Linked DNA regions of Mus musculus: region 2 is linked to region 1. A link is a loop called in an ENCODE intact Hi-C map of the cell type or tissue named here. Cell type or tissue: left cerebral cortex. All regions are shown on one strand.

What was found. Hi-C counts contacts between places; a loop is a spot of excess contacts. Peaks named below come from ENCODE experiments on the same cell type or tissue, not always from the same donor. Only the 100,000 strongest peaks of a DNase experiment are listed, where the experiment ranks them.
Region 2: it touches region 1 in a loop (3.0-fold over the local background); 1 of 42 quality-filtered maps calls a loop at or near these places.

What each region holds. Positions count from the first base shown.
Region 1 is chr19:3,573,922-3,576,421 of GRCm38, reverse strand. It overlaps Ppp6r3 (protein phosphatase 6, regulatory subunit 3), which reads left to right and starts at 673. Exons shown (of 24, transcript NM_028999.1): 1 at 673-781. It overlaps n-TAagc9 (a tRNA gene), which reads right to left and starts at 159; the gene lies at 87-159. In left cerebral cortex, no CTCF peak of the experiment used is centred here; DNase peaks (open chromatin) are centred at 480 and 1,329; H3K4me3 peaks cover 2,324 bases; H3K27ac peaks cover 1,506 bases.
Region 2 is chr19:3,767,741-3,770,240 of GRCm38, reverse strand. Kmt5b (lysine methyltransferase 5B) reads right to left here and starts at 2,352. Exons shown (of 11, transcript NM_001379678.1): 1 at 1,901-2,352. In left cerebral cortex, CTCF peaks have their summits at 684 (motif pointing left) and 1,410 (motif pointing left); DNase peaks (open chromatin) are centred at 547, 1,434, 1,721 and 2,152; H3K4me3 peaks cover 2,155 bases; H3K27ac peaks cover 1,873 bases.

The DNA.
Region 1 (2,500 bases):
ACCTTACATTTTGACCCCATTTTCAGGGATGCCACTCTACTTTGTCTGAAGTAATTTAATTGAAGGTCTTCGATAAAACTATGCTATGGAGAATGCGGGCATCGATCCCGCTACCTCTCACATGCTAAGCGAGCGCTCTACCATTTGAGCTAATTCCCCAGCTATAATTAACTTCCGTCGCAGGTTGTATTGTGACTCACGTCATCACCGGTTTTCCCCCCCCCCTCGTCCCCCGCGGCCGTTACCCCACCGCCTGCTGTCATTGTGTTACCCCATTGGCTTCTTCGCATCCGGAGCTACACAGCCGGGATTGGTTTGGTTCATTTGTTTTAAACTACATTGACTATGCGGATTGGTGGTCCCAAGCGTCTGTCACGCGAGGCCCCGCTGTTGCTACGGGGCAGAGGGACCCAGCCTAAGCTTCTCCCAATTTCTGACTTGTTTCTCAGACTCCGGGGTCTAGAGGTTCCGGATCCGTCAAGACCATGGGAAAAAGAATGCGCCTCTCGCGTTTGACTGACAAGACCTCAAAGCCAATCGAAGTGGAGTCGAGGGAACCGCTGGGCGGTCCAATAGGTTGTGGGGGGCGGGAGAGACAAGCCAATGATCCGTGTGAAGGGGCGGGGTCTATCCTGTGATTGGCTGCGGGGCGGCCGGAGGGAGGGCGGGGGTAACTCAAGGCCTGCTTGATACGTCCGCCATTTTGGGCGCTTCGCTGATGGTGTCGGTGAACCTTTTTCCCGCCTGAGCGCGACTAACTGCGGGTCTTGGGCGCCTCCAGGTAACTCAGGGGAGGGGGCGGTGGCGCGGAGTGTGCGGGTCGCGCGGGCAAGCGGCCGACCGATCGTGGCGGTGGTCCGGTCCCGGCGGCGTGGGGAGGGAGCGTCCCGGCCCCTTTCCCCTCCCCCCCGGAATCGGCAGCTTCGGCGGCCCGGGAGGCGGCGTCCAGTCCTGGCCAGGACCGGGCCGCCCGCTCCTGTCAGCCGGGCCGAGCGTTGGCAGTCAGCCGAGCCGACTGCGAACTTTGGACGCCGAGGTGACTCTGGGCTTGGCTCGGCGGGAGCCCAGGCGAGGCGAGGCGCGCCCCGAGCCAAGTCGGGGGTCCTGGGCGAGCTCCCCGGCTCCCGCGCCCGGGCCTTCACAGCGACTTCTCGGGATCTCCTGGAGCTTGTCAACTCGCTGGAGAGCTTCGCGAAGGCTTTTGTTGGACTCTTGTCCTCTGAGAAACAAGTTGTGTGGGTTTCTGGGCATTAGCAGAGTCATCGGAACACACAAAAACCAGTTCCGAGTCTCTCGGGGCCATCGCAGTGAATCTTCATCCTCCGCCGTTGAGTCTCTCTTTTATACAGACGCGGGCATTGGAGATTCCCTGGTGTTTTGGAGCTGAAGTGAGGAGTTACCCTTCTTGTGGCTTCAAGCACCTCGCTTTTAAAGCTCGGCTCACTGTTAACTTGGAGGTCTTTTTCTCCCCAGTCCCGTTGTCTTTCATTAGAACTTGGACTTGAAGTTGTAGGTGGGACAGAATGAGTGGTCTCGGTAGCTCTGTGTCTGTACTTCTCCACCGCATGTCCTACTGTCATTTGCCGCCTACCTGCTGTGGTCTCTTTAGAATGGGCCAGAGCTTTGTTTATGTTTTGCTTTGGCTTGGGGGAGGGGACACTTAGAAGGTTTCCTTGCATCAGAGCACTTGTTAATATGGATACTGTTTCATTTTCTTAAGTCAAGTTTACTTTGGTTTTTGCCCTCAAGGTCATGTTGCAGTTGACACAGCCCGTAAGAAAGGAACTTAAGATCTCCTTCCACTAAAATGTTCCTTGAAATTGCAAGGTGCAAGATCCCTGTTGCCAGTGGTGTTTGAGCTTTCTTATGGGCCACCTGAAAATTACATCTTCCTTTGTCACTTTCTAGTCCTGTGACCTTGGGCGAATTAGTCCTCTTTGCTGCCCCTGTAACCCATGAAAATAAGTTTGTTTCATAAGTTTATCTCATGTTAGGTCCCAATTTTATCTAACATGTTCATATTAGACTGTAACTGAGTATATATGTAAATATGTTAGCACAAAGCAGCTAGAATCGTGCTTTGTGAATAGAATCAGCTCAGTGGTGACCATACCTCTCAAATTCAACTTGATCTTGATGATTTTGTTTGTTTTTGAGGCAGGGTCTCACTATGTGGTGGGAAGATCTTTACTGCTTCTGCCTTTAATAATGGGATTAATAAAGTCATGCACCACTGCACCGGACTCATTATTTAGTTATTTTTTGAGATGATAGTAGTTTAGAATGTTCTTGACTTTCCTTTTCAGCTAAGGCTGCCTCAAATTCTTGATCTTGCTGCCTCTACCTGACAAGCATTATGAATAGAGGTGTGTACCACCACACCTAGTTCAAAATTAACTTTTAAGTGTTTAGGTACAATTAGGAAAGCCATGTGTTTAAGGATCAGCTGGGCTAAAAAAAATTACTGGAAGTTATTTTAATTTTTCCATGAGATGTTGAA
Region 2 (2,500 bases), 190 kb before region 1:
CTCAAAGAGGCTTGACATAGAAATTAACAAATTATCTCTTTCATGCTGTGACTACTGAGCACCTGTGCCGAGGTAGACCAGCTAAATCTATGATTCAACTATGATTCAACAGGCTCACAAGAAAACCAACGTACGTGCAATGGCAAAGCCAATCTCACCAAGCATGCAAAGACTTTCAGGGAACAGAGGAATCCTGGCTTCTGTGCAGGCCAACCAGGATGCTTCTTCATAAGCCTATGCCAGCAGCAGGCTATACTCTCTTGCGGCTTTTCTAAGGATGGATGTATGCTGGGACAGGAGAAAGCCAGAGACCGGATGGCCAAAAGGCACCAGGTATGGCAACTAGCATAAGTGAGCTTGGAAGAGGGAGTACAGTGTCCGATGTCGAGAGGCTATAGACTCAGAGTCTACTGTTTGCCCATGTATGACACCTAGACATTTATTTGCACACTTTAACCCTGGACCATAGGGGCTCTTAGTGAGGGACTTGGTCAAACCCACGTCTACATTGCAAACGTGTGTCTTTGGCAATTCACTCTTAAGGCATGGACTTCACTCAAAAGTCGTCTGTGGGGGCTGGTGAGATGGCTCAGTGGGTAAGAGCACCCAACTGCTCTTCCAAAGGTCTGGAGTTCAAATCCCAGCAACCACATGGTGGCTCAAAACCATCAGAATAGAGATCTGACTCCCTCTTCTGGAGTGTCTGAAGGCTGCTACAGTGTACTTACATATAAGAAATAAATAAATCTTTAAAAAAAGTTGTCTGTGATCATTTCAGGCAAAAAGAAAAACAATAACTTCTTCATCGCCTCTGAAAGGGCTTATGTTTTGTCTACTAATTACCCAAACTGGCTGGCGTTTCTGTCAAAATAAATAAATAAATAAATAAGAACGGGGAACAGTTACAAGGAGAAGCGAGTTCCTCTAAGGAATCCATCCACTCGGCAGCCTCCCAACCCCTCAGGCCTGTGTCAGACAGTTTTAAGTCTAGAAAGCAGGTTTAAAAAACAAACAAACAAATCAAGTCAGGCAATCCATCTTGTCTGCTCCTCTGAGAGGACTGTCTCAGAGTGAGCGCCATCAGAAAGTTCAAGATGAACTTCACGTCTCCTCCTCTCCTTCTTGCACTCTGGCTGAACGAGCGGATGACAGATCGAGTGACGCCAGTGCCACTGCGTGGGGCCCGAGCGACTGCCCCCCACCCCCACCCCACCCCCGCGCGCGACAGTCTGAGCCTGGAGCAACAGGAAACGAGGCTCGGGCCAAAACAAAAACAACCGAAAGTTCGGCGAGCCGGCGCGAGCAGATTGGGCGAGACGCTTGCCGGCCGCCCATTGGAGAAGAGGAAAAACACAGTCCCCCAATCCCGAGCGGCCGAGCAGCTCCCCTCGTGCGGCCGCGACCCGGCCCTCGCCGACCGCTACCGCTCCCTTCCGGCCGCCGCCAACACTGCAGGCCGTGCTCGCTCGCCCGGCCGCCCCGGCCCCGCAGCCCCGCCCCGCGGCCCGGTTCCTGCACGCACGCACGCACGCACGTACGTCCTCCGCGGCTCACCGCCAGCACTGCCGGTCTTCCAGCACCGGGCCCGTCCAAGAGCTCCGCCACCGAGCTCCCGAAGCGCCCGGCTACACTTTTTGGTCCCTCCAGAAAAATTAATCACCAAAAAATATTTCCTCAGAAAAAAAAATTGGAGAGTAAAATCCAATATGGCGGCACGGACGTAGCACCGCCCGCTGCCTCCGCTGACGGAAGGGGGGGGGAAATAAAGGAGTCCGCGTCCGCCGAGGGGCCCCCCCAACCCTGCCGCCACGGCCACCACCGCGGCCCGCGCCAAGCCCCTGTCCCCGAGCCCTGGCTCGCAGCGCCGGGCCACCCCCGCCTCACAGTCCTCGGGCCTCACCTCCACCTCGCGCGCAGTCGCGGGATCTGAGAGGCATCCGCCGACTTCGGGGCTTCGCGTCCTGCGTTCTCGCGCAGCGCCGGGTGCCGCCTCCGGTCCCCGGGCGTCCTCACCTCATAGCCCCCGAGCCTCGCTGCCGCGCCGCAGACGCGTCGCCGCCCCCGGTGAGCCACCCGGACACCGCCCGGGCTCGGTGGAAGGACACGAAAAGGAGTCCACGACTGACGGCGGAGGGACACCACGCCGACACCGAGCGTGCGCGCACCTTTGCTCCGCGCTAGTGGCCGCGATGGCTTCGACGGAATTCTGCGGGAAGAGGCTGAGAGACACCAGAGAGAATGAAGTTCCCTGCCGCGGCACCCGACAGCGGAGGCACAAGAGTAAATCCCCCCCACCACCACCACCAAAGAAACCACGTCGTTGCCGTCGCTGAGCCTCGAGGCGGAGGGATCGCAGCGAGAGTCGTTCGAAGATCCCTCCGCCCGGCTGCCCTTTAAATCTCGGTGGAGGCGGCGTCGCCGCGCGCCCGGTGGGCGCCACCTAGTACCCCGGCCGCTTGCTGCCCCGCGGGGTTGGCCCCCGCCCCCGTCTCGTGCGCAC